Regions from separate parts of the Homo sapiens genome. Here all the other regions are linked to region 1. A link is a contact called in ENCODE Hi-C or POLR2A ChIA-PET data. All regions are on one chromosome and are shown on one strand. The core of a region is the stretch at or near the end of the contact, and the rest is flanking DNA. Distances in the headings are between cores, read along the strand shown.

Region 1 (4,916 bases), core at 631-3,130:
ATTATGGATTTTCATCATGGTGGGAAGACGGCTGGTGTCACCTGCTTTCTGTAGGCATTCACTCTTCTGTTTACTCAATAAGATCCAGCTCTTAAAAGGTAGGGAGGGTTAAAGATGGGAACCCAGAAGCCTTCTTGGTGGAGGAGAACTTGCACGCAAGACTTGCAGACACAACTCAAGCGTTACTTTTCCCAGAGATATCCCAAGAAAGCCAGCCTCATCCCAAGCCTATGTGAGCATGCCCCTGCTGGGCTGAGATAAGCTACCTCAGGGAAGCAATGTTGCACAGTGGTTAAGAATGCGGTCTCTGAGCCAGGCTCCATGGCTCTGACTGTAATCTCGGTACTCTGGGAGGCCGAGGTGGGAGGATCACTGGAGCCAAGGAGTTGGAGACCAGCCTGGACAACATAGTAAGACCCTATCTCTACAAAAAGTAAAAACAAATGTAACTGGGCATGGTGATGCACACCTACAGTCTCAACCACTCAGGAGGCTGAGGCGGGAGGATTGCTTGAGCCCGGGAGTTCGAGGTTAGGGTGAGCCATGATTGTGCCACTGCACTCCTGCCTGGGTTTGAATTCTGGCTTCATCACTTAACAGCTAATCACTTCAGACAAGTTGCTCCATCTTACTTAGCCTCATTTTTTTTGTTTTGTTTTTTTGACACAGAGTCTCACTCTGTCACCCAGGCTGGAGTGTAATGGCATGATCTCAGCTCACTGCAACCTCTGCCTCCCGGGTTCAAGAGATTCTCCTGCCTCAGCCTCCCAAGTAGCTGGAATTACAGGCACCTGCCACCACATCCAGCTAATTTTTGCATTTTTAGTAGAGACAGGGTTTCGCCATGTTGGACAGGCTGGTCTTGAACTCCTGACTTCAGGTGATCCGTCCGCCTCTGTCTCCCAAAGTGCTGGGATTACAGGCGTGAGCCACTGCGCCCGGCCACGATGTCATAATTTTTAGTAGATATTACTGAGTTGTGCAAACATCACCACAATTCAGTTTAGAACATTTCTAATACCCCAGTAAAATCCCTGGTGCCCATTCAGTTCGTCCTCATCCCATCCTCACTCCCTGGCAGCCACTAATCAATCTACTTTCTGTCTCCATAGATTTGGCATTTCCGGGCACTTCCTATAAATGGAATCATACAATATGTGGCCTTTTATGTCTGGCTTCTTTCACATAGCATAATGTTTTTGAGGTTTATCCACACTGTAGCATATACTGGTACTTCTTCCCTTTTTATTGTCAAATAATATTTCATTGTATAAATTAACCACATTTTATTTATCCACTCATCAGTTGATAGACATTTGAATTGTTTCCAGTTTGGGGCTATTATAAATATTACTGTTATGTAATATTTGTATAGATGTTTTTGTGTGGATATATGTTTTCAATTCTCTTGGGTCTATACATAGCAGTGAAATTGCTGAGCTGTATGGGGAAGAAAAAGTATGGGTTGTCTAACTCTTTAAGAAATTGCCTCCCTGTTTTCCAAAGTGGCTTAGCCTCAATTTCATCATCGGCAAACTCAATATACTGAGTCTCTCCCTTGTATGGATATAGTGGGGTTTGATAAGTCAATGCATATAAAACATTCAGTACAGTGCCTGGCTCATGGTAAGTGTGCGATCACTGCAGCCTCAACCTGCCAGACTCAAGCAATCCTCCTACCTCAGACTCTTAAGTAGCTAGGATTACAGGTGCACACCACCACACCCAGCTAGTCTTTGTAGTTTTGGTAGAGATGGGGTTTCCCCATGTTGCCCAGGCTAGTCTCAAACTCCTGGTCTCAAGGGATCCGCCCATCTCGGCCTCCCAAAGTGCTGAGATTACAGGCATGAGTCACCATTGGCACCCAGCCAATGCTACTTCTTTAATTAACTTCCTGTTACTTACCTAACTCTTCTGCGGCTCTGGTAGCTCTTTGAAGGTAGGGGTTGTATCTCAACTGAGTCTTTTTTTTTCTTTTTTTGAGATGGAGTCTCACTCTGTCACCCAGGCTGGAGTGCAGTGGCGTGATCTTGGCTCACTGCAACCTCCGCCTCCTGGGTTCAAGCAATTCTGCCTCAGCCTCTCGAGTAGCTGGGGTTACAGGCACGTGCCACCACGCCCCACTGATTTTTGTATTTTTAATAGAAACAGGGTTTCACCAGGCTGGTCTTGAACTCCGGACTTCAGCTCACCTGAGAATCCCCAGCCTAGCAGAATCTCACTCACGCCAGGTGCTTTGTCGGTGGATGAGGAAACTCAAATATAGAGCCCACTGCGGGGCAGGACAGGTGTGGCACTGCCCCAGAGGCACACAGTCCAAGGGAATTGTGAGAGGGAGACTCCTGGGGAGTGCATCAGACAGGACTTCATGTGGGAGGCAGCCACTGAGCTGGGCCTTGAAGACCACTTTCTGCAGGGTCACAGGATTAATCCATAAAGAGATGCTCTCCACACTTCAAGGTAAAGCACCCAACGTCTTCACCTTCAACTAAATCCTGAGGCCCTTTTTTTTCTTTTCAGCGTCAAGGATGAAGGATGGGGCGGACACTGTCTGTTTTCTCAGTGACCTGGCAACCTAACCTAACAGCTGTGTCCAGCATCAAATACTCCTCCTCATCCCCTGCTCTTGCTCCCCAAGACCAGGAGCAGGCGCTGGAGTGCTCCTCCCTGGGGCTGGGCCACAGGCCTTAAAACTCTTTACTCCCACCTCCTTGGGGTACCCCTTCACACCTTCCTGAACATCCTCCAGGCCTATGCACACGACGGAGAGCTGGGGGTGGGGTGTGGGGTGGGTGGCAGCGACTGGGCCGTGGAGAGGATCGGGGCTCTTAGGGTGCTTATTCAGATGCAGTGTTGCTCTTTGCCCACCTCCCCTCACTTCCTCCCATGCCTCTCAGAGAAGTGAAAATAGAGCTGATGATTGGTGCGAGGAAGCCTGTGCCCATGGCCCGGAATTCCTCCAGCCTGATTCACGGGCTTTGGTTCTAATGCACTAGAATTCTCCACTGGGCGGGGGCACCAAGAGGATTCTGGACCACAGCGGTCACACCTGCTGCTCACTTCCACCTCTCACATCTGCTGTGAGGCCCACTCCCCACCAGCTCCATCAGCCAGAAGGCTGCTGTGGCTGGGGTTGCGAGAGAAGGGAGGCGGAACACTTCCTATCCCAGGGGCAATTTCAAAATCAACGCATCCCTTGCCGACCCAACGGCAAACCAACTGCTTGTTTAAGGAAATCAGTGGAATGTATGCAATTAATTACAGGGCAAATCTCAAGTCAGACTAAATACTGGAAATCAGGAACCAGAGTCCAAGTCCCTTTCGTGATCGGAAGGGGGAACTTCCCGATTTGATTGCAGAAAGCAATTTACTTCAATTAGCAGTGACATAAACAGAGTGATTGCTTAATAGGAGCACTGAATCTCTAAAAAATAAACAGCCTGAATTGCATCCTTTACCATTATATTAGCAGCATGGGATTGCTTTTCCCAAGACAGGTTTGATTAACTCTTTAGGAACCATCCTCACTCCTAAGCAGATCTCTTCAGAGCTCCTAAAAAGTCTTCACATCATGGTCCTGGCATTTGTTGTGCACCTCGGGCATATATGTTCATCAATTTGCTTGTTGCTTTAACTTTCAAGTCTTTTAATCCTCTATAATCCTGTGAGATATGTATTATTATGCTCATTTTTAACAGAGGGGGAAAATGAGGCTCAGAAAATTCATGGTGGTGATCTTTTCAAATACATACCTAATCATGTCATTCTCCTGCTTAACTTACCCTCGAAAGCCTTCCAAACCCCTCAGCATAGCCTCCAAAGCCCTGTGTGATCTGTTTCTGGCCTACTTCTCCCACCTCTGCTCAAACCACTTCTCCGCTTGCTCACCACATTTTATATTTTCAGGCCACTGCCTGTTTTGCAAGCGCGTCAAGCCCATTCCCATCTCAAGGCCTTTGCACTTGCTGTTCCCTGCGCCTGGAGCACTCTTCCTCCATTTCCAGAACTGACTTCTCAGCTTCCAGGACTCTGTTCAGAGGCTACGTCCTCAGAGAGGAGTTCCCTGTCCGTCCCATGTTCCCCACTCCCTTTCGGCTTTTGACTAACACTTAGCATGATCCAAAATTATCTTGTTTGTTTATAGTTGATGTATTTCTTGTTTGTCTCCCTCCTGGAATATAAGCTCCAGGGCGGCAGAGATCCTGTCTCCTGTTTGTCTTGTTCATTTGCACAGGGTCAAGCATACGGTAGGCAGACAGAAGATATTTGCTTAATAAAGGAAGTATTGTCCCTGCTTTTATACAGATGAGGAAATGGAAGTTGGGAGAAGTTAGGCCATTTCACAAGGTCAAACAGCTGGGAAGCAGCTCCAGGGGATTCACAGGATTCAGACATCGCTTTCTCCCATGCAGCTACACTACTTTTTTGAGGACTCTCCTTTCCTCCCTATTCTCTTCCCCCACCACCTTCTCACCTCCACCCTACCACCCCAGCCCCAGAAAGTAGGCACTCATCCAACCAGCCGGGAGAGCATTAAAATCACAACCACAAAGCAAAATCTCCTCTTCCTGTTTAAACTCCCTCCTGTGGTACTGATGCTTCTTAGCCGGACAGGGTCCCGCTCATTGCAAGAATGTGAATTCTGGAAGTTAAAGATCTTAACACCCCTCTCCCTCTGGCTCCCCACCTTGAAGGATTTAGATACCGAACTGGGCTCCCCTTAGGAAATGCATCCCCGGACTTGGACTGTGGAGGTAGTGGGCAAGATGTTTGGTGAAGCTTTCGCTGCCCTGTGACCCCACCCACCCCACAGCCAAATCCTACCCTTGGCCCAAGCTCCCCACACTGCCCAGTGAATTGGGGCTGTAAACTGGAGGAGGGAAGGCTGGAGAAGCCAAGGTCAGTGGCGGGAGAAG
Region 2 (4,916 bases), core at 941-3,440, 490 kb before region 1:
CTCAAATTTTACAGGTATGAAAATCAAGATAGACTTAATTACTAAGGTCAACCTTTAAGTATTATGCCAATAAAAAGTAGTCACGAGTTAACCCTTATGAAATGCTTCCTGTGAGCCATGCCCTGTGCTCAGCTCTTGACATGCATTATTTATTTATCCTAATAGGCCTATGAGGTAGGTGCTGGGGCGATCGTCATGTTAGAGGCAGGGTAAGAAGGTGCAGAGAACTTAAGTAACTTGCCCAAAGTCACCCAGCTAGCAACTGGCAGAGCTGGGGGTCATATCAAGCTGTGGATGATGATACAGTTGGTCCCCTAACCTCTATACTCCATTGCCAGGAAAGATGATTTACAAAAGTTCTTGTTAGGCCTTCTTTTGATGAGGAAGTATATATATGTGTGTGTGTGTGTATATATATATGTATATATTTATGTGTATATATATATATACACACACACACATATATATGTGTATATATGTATACACATATATGTATACACATATATGTATACATATATATGTGTGTGTGTGTATATATATACACATATATATACACATATATATATATATCTTCTGGTATTCTAGGAACTGTCTCTGAAGCAAGGTGCCAGGACTTCTCAGGATGCAGGGCTTTTGACTTGAACAGGGGGCTGACTTCCCATCAGAAGCTTGAACCAAGATGTCACATCAGAAACCCTCAGAATCCAGTGCCAGGAGAGCACCGGGTTCAAGAGTGAATGGGAGTGGGGATATGGAAGTGGCAAGTGAAAATGATTCCTTCAAGAAGACAGGCTACAGGCCACAGCAGGAGAGAGACAGGAAGGATGGGAACTGAAGGGAGGCAGGGCTTAAGGGAGGGTTGTGCTTTCTCTGTGTTAATTTGTTTTGTTAACTTCTTGAGCATATTGCAATGCTGATGGGGGAAAAACTAAGAGCTGAAGGCACAGGAAAGCATAGAGGGGCGGATAGAAGCTGAATCAGCAAGGACCCCCAAAGAATCCGCTCATGAAGATATTTGAAGCTCATGTCAGGAGAAATGTTCGCCGGGTCTGACACCAAAGCCTGCTCGTGTCTGCATCACTCTCTGGCTTCCCACTGTCACTGCCTAACAATCTACGGCTATCAAAGATTCCGAGAGCCAAGTGGCTTGGAAGTTGTTTGAGTCAGAAACATTTTCCCTCCACTGGGCACAACTTCTTATCCTTTTCAGTGAGGAAATACAAAATGCATGATATCAGAACATATATCCTAGGGCAGCCCCCTATGTAGGTGATATGGTTTGGTGCAAGGGACATTAAATCTGTTTCTTCCTAAAATAGTTCCCATCAGCTTTCTTCGGACCTTGAACTATTCCATTGGGATTACCTTCCTAAAGAGTCCTGTTAAAATACCAACAGGTCAAAACAATCTCGAAAAGGACACCCATGCTCATTGCAACATTATTCACAATGGCCAAAAAGGTGAAAGCAATCCTGGTGGCCATTGACAGATGAATGGACAAATAAAATGTGGTATATACATACAGTGGAATATTATTCACCCCTAAAAGGAAGGCAATTCTGACACACACTACAACATGGGTAAACCTTGAGGACACTATGCTAAGTGAACCAAGCCAGCCACAGAAGGACAAATACAATATGATCCCATTTATAAGAGGTACATAGAGTAGTCAAATTCAGAGGCAGAAAGCAGAATGGTGGCTTCCAGGTCTGGGGGAAGAGGAATGGGGAGTTTTTGTCTAATGAGTGTGGAGTTTAAGCCTGGGAGGATGAAAAGAGCCCCGGAAATGGATGGTGGGGATGGTTGCACAAGAATGTGAATGCACTTAACACCACTAAACTAACTGTACATTTAAAATGGAAAATTTTATGTTATGTGTATTTTTCTGCAATTAAACAAAACACCGGGTGATTTAAAGGGGCTGCCTGATCAATAGCCAAACTATTATTAGTTTGACTCAGCTTTGATTTCCTGTTAAGGCCACTTTGCCCAGAGCAGGACTTTAAGGAGCCAGAGCAGCGAGGAGCCGGAGATGGAGAGGTGACAGGCGTGAGGACAGTAATTCACTGGGCGCTGGAATGCGTTTTGACAAAGGCCAGGTGTCGGTTCCCGTCCTGACCTGCAGGGGGCACTCTGGTGGGTCCTGGGAAACAGGAGGAGAACGGGAAGCCTAGAAAGCCCTGGGAGCTCCTTGAGCGACAGGGAAGCCTCTGTCTACCACTTTTACTGAGGCCGCCGGCAGTCAGGATACTACACAGTGGTTATTCTTAGGCCCCTAGAGTCAGCAAAGCCTCTTGTTTGGAAAACCTCCTGGGTCTCCCCTCGCAGGCTGTGTAAGGGGCGCCCCGCTCGCCCCGCGTCTCCGTGTCCGGGGTGGGTGTGAGGACGGCAGGGCCGCGCCCCCTGCTGGCCGCTCGCTCAGCTGCGCTGTCGCCTCCTCTGCCATCAGCCCGTGGGAAAGAAAGCCATTTTGGTCACAGGAAGCAACGTTTTCAACTTCTCTCATTAATGAGAAAGACAGAATTGTGATACTCTAATGGGAATACTCGAGGAAGGAATAAATTAAATTTCCATGCAGCTCCGGCTCGAGTCCCAAGCTGAACAGATGCTGTTTTTATCAAATACTTTCTATTCTGTGACGTGCTCTGCCAACTTTCTATTATTAGACAAATCAGGAAAAGTCTGATTTCTCTCCCTTCTGGCTTCTCCTTCCCGCTTTTGTGGGAGGGTGGTGGTTTGGGTGGAGACTCTGTCCTGTCCATAGAAGGTAAATGACAAGGAAATGGCAGCCACCTGAAAACTTGCCTTGATGCCAGCATGTCCCAGAAATGTCCTTTAAAATGACATCTCATCCAGGCGTCACCCCATCCCAGATGGCATAGCTGATGGGACAGGAAAAAATACATATTTTAGAGTATTTACAGCATCATTTTCCCCTGCCCCCACTTCCTTCCTGTGAAGGAGGAATTAGTCTTCACTAGCCAAGTTCTGGAGTATTTCTTTTTCTTTTTTCTTTTTTTTTCTTTTAATTGAGATAGTGTCTTGTTGTGTTGCCTAGGCTGGAGTGCAGTGGCACCAACATCACTAACTACAGCCTTGAACTCTTGGGCTCAAGCGATCCTCCTGCCTCAGCCTTCCAAAGTTCTGGGATTACAGGCGTGAGCCATTGCACCTGGCCCTGGAGTATTTCTTGTGCATAATAAGGGAAAATTTGGGAAAGGATTCTGAATTGTGCAGTACCATGGGTAGGATGGGTTGATGGGTCTACCTAAGAGAAGGCAGGGAGTTACATACTAACGAAAGCAGAATGGATCAGAAGGCGAGAGAAAGAATAAGAGAAACAAGCCAGGGATGAGCTGGGTTTGGGAGAATTCAAGAGATAAATTAAGGAGGACTGAAGTAGCTGCTGGGCTGTTGATATGGTTTGGCTGTGTCCCCACCCAAATCTCATCTTGAATTGTAGTTCCTATAATCCCCACGTGTTGTGGGAGGGACCCAGTGGTAGGCAATTGAATCATGGGGGCGGTTACTCTTTTCTATGAGGGAGATGCACAAAGGGAAAAGAAAAGACACACATGCAATACCTTCAAGGGTAAACAACCTTTATCCCATGTAAATGGCAATGCAGATATAATAAGCAAATGATACAAGCAAATTGCAATGGGAAGGGGAAAAGGGAGAAGATATATATATATAGCCTGGACTACTGGGAGGCTAGAAGTTAATGGCAAGGGCATGCCAACTTTCACCCCACTTCTCCCATCAATATAGACTATATATATATACACACACACTCACCAGACGATGGAGGATTCATCACCAGACCAGAAGCAACAGCCTGGGCTCCAGAGTCGGCCACTACACTTACCAGACTATAGAGGATTCATCACCAGACAGGGAAGCAACAGCCTGGGCTCCAGAGTTGACCGCTCATCCATGCACAGATGAGGAGAGGTCTCATGAAGCTTTGGCGTGGTATGGGACCCTAGTTCTTTTTGTAACGACTTATTTGGCATGAGGCCCAGTCACGAGGGCCCTTCATGACTGGACTCAAGGAACACAAAAAGGTCAACTTGTTTTTATGATTGTTTGTTGTTTTTCAATAACTAACATACAGGAACAGATTTCTCCAAAACCGTCTGGATGAACGCCTCAAGGGGCTCATGCAACCTGTTCTGGGACTTGGTGACCATTGTTTGTGTCCACATTCAATTGAGTTCAAATTTAAGATTTAACTTTTCCTCCACATATCCCCATGCTCTTCTTGAGTTCTCATGAGACCTGATGGGTTTATGAAAGGCTTTTCCCCTTTGCTTGGCACTTCTCCTTCCTGCCGCTATGTGAAGAAGGATGTGGTTGCTTCCCCTTCCGCCTGAGGCCTTCCCACCCCTGTGGAACTGTGAGTCAATTAAAACCTCTTTCTTTTATAAATTACCCAGTCTCAGGCAGTCCTTCATAGCAGTGTGAGAACGGACTAACACAGATGTCATGAGGAGGACTTGAGAAAGAGACAAGAGAAGAGGATTCTTCAGAAATGTTGGTGTTATGAATGGAACCCAAACCCCACCCTTTGGCATCTTTAAGAGATTTCAGTAAAGACATAAATTGATTTAAAAACTGTGTTTTGGTCAAGCATAGCGGCTCACTTCTATAATCCTAGTACTTTCAGAGGCCAAGGTGGAAAGATTGCTTGAGGCCAGGAGTTTAAGACCAGCCTGGGCAACATAGCAAGACTCTGTCTCTCAAAAACAAATTAAAATTAGCCTTATGTGGTGGCATACACCTGTAGTCCCAGCTACTCAGGAGGCTGAGGTGAGAGGATCACTTGAGCACAGCAGTTCGTGGCCTCAGTGAACTATGATTGTGCCACTGCACTCCATCCTGAGTAATGCAGCAAGACACCCAACTCATAA
Region 3 (4,916 bases), core at 1,078-3,577, 280 kb before region 1:
TAGAGGTGGGATTTGAACTGGAGTATCCTGACTCCAGGGTCCATTCTCTGCTCTCTAAAACAAAATGGGAGCCACTGGCCCAGGCAGCCTCTGTAAACTATAAGAAAAAAAAATGGGGATGAGTAGTGGAATGCAGCAGCTGTCCCCCTACCTCTGAACAAGGTCCCTTGTCAGTGGTGTTCACTCAGGCTGCCTTATGATGGTAGAAGGAACAGTAGGTGACCGGGGAGTCAACTGGTCTACCACAAGGCAGAGGCAGAGACCTTCTTCTACCTCTGTTGTCAGGATGGCTCAACATCTGGGGGCATTTTGAGGAGCTGGTGAACTTCAATGTCAACCCTCCAGACTGCAAACAGGCTAAGGCATCTGACCCAACTCTTCCAGCACCAGGGGCAGGTCTTCTCCTAAATTTGCCACGGAATAATCTGAATTCCACCTGGAGAACAAAATGACTTATTAAGTGAAAGCAGACGTCATTCTCCAGGTCCAAGGGTAAAAGCTCTGAGGGTGCATCTGCACTTTCAATGAAGCAGAAATGTTGTGTCCTGAGACTTCCAACACCTAAAGATAAACACATTTGAGGGGATGGAGGTGCCAGAAGGAGCCGGAAATGTGCTTTTCAATTTTTTTTTCTTCCTTGGAGAGAAAAACATGAAAAAAGGAAAAGGTAATTTAACCTGAATAAATGTGATGCAATTTCCTGTTTTGAATTAAGTTTTAACTAGAACAATTGCAAAAGCAAAGAAGGCAAAGGGAACAGAATGAGGGGGATAAAAGAAAAAAAAGGGAAAGATGAAAAAAGTAGAAAGAAAGAGACAAAATAGCAAAGAAATTTTCTTTTCCATAAAAGAAAAATATATATATAAGATGAAGTGGCAAGGGACAGTGATGGAAGATAACAGGAAAATGAAAGGGAGAGACTAAAATCGAGATACCGAAGCAGAGGAAAAGCAGAAAAGAAGGATGGTAATTTTCTGTGTCAGTTTTCCAAATGACTCTCTCCACCTGGGGCTCTGGCCACCCCCTCCCTTTAGCTGCTGCTCAGGGACTCTTTATCAGTCTATTGAAGAGGCAGGAGGCTATCAGTTTACAAGAAGAGAGGAAGCAGAGGAAGAGGAAAGAAAGCAGACAAATTACTAAATGAGGAAGCCAATTATCCAGTGCACCATACTTCAAGCTGTCAGTAGGCTGCTATTCCTCAGGCACCTTTGAGCAAAGTGGGACTTAGAACTCTAGAGCTTGCTGCCATCTGGCCTTTCCAATAAGATAATCTATACAGACTTCCCCTAGCACATTCACATCAAATTGCCAGCATCCGGAACACAAGCTCTCCAACCCAGAGACCTGTATTCCAGTACCACCAGCACACACACAATCACAAAAGCAGAAGAGGTCTCCAAATAAAACTGCCCAGGGTCCACTTTGGTTTCCTACCTGGACAACTAAAGCGTTTATCTGGAGGTTTCTGCTGAGTTCTCTAACAGCAACAAACATAAAAAAGCCAAAAGCAATAGGCATTTGCTTCGGTCAAGCAGCCAAAGATGGTACAGGGTAAAAGATCTTTTGCGACTGCCAAAGGCCAGTGCATGGAAGGCAGCCCGGCGCACGGTGTCTTAACTTACGGAGATTTCTTTAATCTTACATAAAACCCTGACAAACACTCCTGCAGAACAAAGTAAACATCATCTAATCTAGCTGTACGACAGCGGCCACATACAACTTGATGTGGGGGGTTGAGAGCCAAGAAATGTCAGACAGGAAGGAGATCGAAACGTCTGGAAAGGAATCCAGTCAGTCAGTGGCAGAGTCCACTTTGGAAGAAATATGAATTACAGAAAAGAGCTGAGCATGGGGCAGATAGCACAATAACATCGGCACCTTGAATAAGCTGCCTAACACGCTCTGGCAGTGGAGACTTCTGAAAAGTTAATATTTATGATATACTAGATTTTCTTGTTCCCTCAAGAAAGTCATGTGGCGTGGTTGGCTTGAATCTGAAAGAAAGCTAAGAACCTCGAGAAAAGGAAAATGTCAGGTCTGTAGTCGTCAGCTCTGTAGTCATCAGGTCCCTGAGGAATAATAGATACTGACATTTCAGCAACTACAACTCTGAGTCCGGCTGAAAGCAGAAATGGTGAATCGGTTTGTCCCCTCACCAGCAGTCTGCATAATTCTGTAAACAACTCTCCTTCTCTATAGAGAGAGGCGACTATAACTCTGGAAAACATTGACAGAGACTAATACACCCACCTTCATGCTCCACAGGGTAAAACTGATTAGTCATAGTCACAGTTCCTATGACAACATTTTTCAGTGTGAGGCCTGCGGGCTACCTGTATCGGAAAAACCGGGGGAACTTGTTGACAATATCCATCGCTGAATCAAAATTTCTTGGGAGTGGGGCTCGAGAATCTACCTTTCTGAAGTAGCTCTGTTGGGGATTCACATGCCCTCTAGAGTCTAAAAAACACTCTTCTGTCTCTTGTTAATGATGGAAACTTCCCTTCCTTCTTTCTCTCTCCCTCCATCCATTACAATTTTCACCTCAGGCACTGTGTTCTTTGTGAAAGATACACAAGACACAGCTCACACTGAAAATGGCCGTAGCAAGAAACGCTCACATATGTAAAAGTGTTCCTGTAACTCCAAATGCTCACATCAGTTCATAAAAAGATGTGTTCGGTTTTCTTTTATGAAATGTAGAACTTCTAAGATAAATATATTTGAGGAAATTAAACTATACGCTAATGATCACAAGCAGAACCTATCATTCTCATAGGCTATTTCTTTTGGGAGGAATACGTAAACACATGTATTAAGTTTGTCAATAATTATTTGTTCCATCCATCATCCTTATTGAGTTATTTGATTGTGACATATAGAGCGTAGCCATCCTCACTCAATGTGAATAAGAAGGCAGTCTGCTTGACTCTGTGCCAAGGGTGTAACCATTTGAATTGTAAGTTAACTGCTGGCAGGAGAGATGCACCACTCGGCCAGGGACTTCTCCCTCATGGGTAGGGGTTTCTCCTGAGCCTGCCACGATTATGATTCACTCAAAGGGGACCACAGGCAGAGAGAAGCAGCAATAGCTTTTGGATGGTCATGAGATGATTTTGCTCATCCTTTCTTCACATTAACACATTCCATGTAAAAGTAAACATAGTGGCTCTGAATTACATTCTGGACCACCTATTGCCCCCAATATCTGGCTTCAGGCAATGCAGACTAGAAATTCAGCTGTGTTTTGAATAGACACTGATGTATTTTATCAGTGCCTCTGTGAGCTGAGAAGCAATTTCCTTCTCTGAAGGGGAACTCCTTCCTGAGGTTTCCCAGTTGATTTTCATCTTTCTGTGACATCCCAGTAGGAAAGAGAGCAGGACCCTTCCTCCTGCTCTCCTCCAGCATTGCATGGTTCAGGATTCCTTCGCTGTCCTTTCCCAGGTTCATGGTCTGTTTCTCTTTTCCACAACAGCATCCTTGACCCTTCAACATCCTCCTTCCCTGCATCTTTTCAACCACCAGAAGCTTTCAAAGGAGAATGAAACAAATTCCTTGTGCAAGTTTTGCATGTATTTTAGTTCTACAGATGAACAGGGGAAAAGATCTCCAAAGAAAAGGGAAGCACACAGTCCCCACCATGGAAGGTTTGGGAGAGGCCAACAATGTGGTTTCAGCTCCGCTGACTCACCTTAAGGGGGGAATGCACCAGAAGGAAACTCTGTCTGATAACCATTAACAAATTCTACTGCTTGGCAAGACACAACTTATTTTCTATGAGGTGAAAAACTGTGCATGCCATCAGTCAAGCTGTACAGCAAGTTCACCTTGGGATAGAACCCTTTGGTCCTACAGTCAGCTGTTATCATATTTCTGATCATTTGGATTTGGGTTACAGCAACCTATCACACTGGTCTTCAAACTGTGTCCCACGGTGGTATTCAATATGTGTCTGTACCCCCGCCTCCAGACCCTGCCTACAGGATTAGGATGTTGGATCAAGAAAACAAACAAACAAAAAACTCAAAAATTTTGAAAAGCATTAGCACTGTACAATAGTTTCCATGGGTTTTCAGGTGCTTGTGCCAAGGCTGAAGATGAAAATTGAAAAAGAGACAGGAAATCATTCAACCTCAATACTGCTCACTGTGGACCACATCAGGTTAGCTTGAAATCTACCAACAGATTATCTTGGCTCTGAGAGTCATCAAATATTTGGGCCAGGGTGGGGTGGGCTGGAGAAATGCCTTTTTCAGGGAGACATTTTCACCCTCTTTCTATTCTCTTGATTGATGTAAAGTGATTTCTCGGAATATCCTCAGCAGCTGATACAAACAATAAGAAAACCCTCCAAAGACTGAGGCTGCCATTTTTAGTGACTCAGGCTAAATCAGAGACTTCACAGGTCTTGAGTTCTGCAATTTTTTTTTTTTAGATGGAATTTCGCTCTTGTTGCCCAGGCTGGAGTGCAATGGCGCGATCTCGGCTCACAGCAGCCTCCGCCTCCTGGGTTCAAGCCATTCTCCTGCCTCAGCCTCCGGAGTAGATGGAATTACAGGCATGTGCCACCATACCTGGCTAATTTTGTATTTTTAGTAGAGATGGGGTTTCTCCATGTTGGTCAGGCTGGTCTCAAACTCCGGACCTCAGGTGATCCGCCCACCTCGGCCTCCCAAAGTGCTGGGATTATAGGTGTGAGCCACCGCGCCCAGCCTCTGCAATCATTTTTTAACTGCCTTAGTTGGTCATCTCTGTGATCTGTCATCAATACCAACCTTTCTAACTTCAGTGAATGACCAGTGGGTGGACTCTTGAATCTGTTCTATTGAAACACACCCAGGAAGATCCCGTAAAACAAGAACATGCAGTTTTTCAGCAGAAACAAGGGATGGGACAGGGGTTCGGTATGTGTT

Evidence for each region. Hi-C counts contacts between places; a loop is a spot of excess contacts on that map. ChIA-PET counts read pairs that join two places held with the same protein, here RNA polymerase II (POLR2A). Pooled maps may share reads with other maps.
Region 2: a loop to region 1 is called in a pooled map, with 4 times the contacts of the local background. The contact joins two enhancer-like sites. A Hi-C loop is called at or near these places in 4 of 50 pooled maps. POLR2A ChIA-PET finds 5 or more read pairs at or near these places in 2 of 52 experiments (H1 and activated CD4-positive, alpha-beta T cell).
Region 3: a pooled map shows a loop between it and region 1 (1.9-fold over the local background). The contact joins two enhancer-like sites. A Hi-C loop is called at or near these places in 3 of 50 pooled maps. POLR2A ChIA-PET finds 5 or more read pairs at or near these places in 3 of 52 experiments (GM12878, H1 and activated T-cell).

Annotation. Positions count from the first base shown.
Region 1 is chr5:142,220,760-142,225,675 of GRCh38, reverse strand. No RefSeq gene overlaps it. Among named protein-coding and RNA genes, the nearest start is that of SPRY4-IT1, 95 kb to the left of the region's middle. RefSeq lists an enhancer at 2,196-2,245. Within about 2 kb of position 1,880, at least 3 of the 41 ENCODE cell types and tissues checked have a DNase peak (open chromatin) inside an H3K27ac peak, as active enhancers do.
Region 2 is chr5:142,710,770-142,715,685 of GRCh38, reverse strand. No RefSeq gene overlaps it. Among named protein-coding and RNA genes, the nearest start is that of FGF1, 27 kb to the right of the region's middle. RefSeq lists a silencer at 2,285-2,484. Within about 2 kb of position 2,190, at least 36 of the 41 ENCODE cell types and tissues checked have a DNase peak (open chromatin) inside an H3K27ac peak, as active enhancers do.
Region 3 is chr5:142,505,007-142,509,922 of GRCh38, reverse strand. No RefSeq gene overlaps it. Among named protein-coding and RNA genes, the nearest start is that of FGF1, 180 kb to the left of the region's middle. Within about 2 kb of position 2,327, at least 5 of the 41 ENCODE cell types and tissues checked have a DNase peak (open chromatin) inside an H3K27ac peak, as active enhancers do.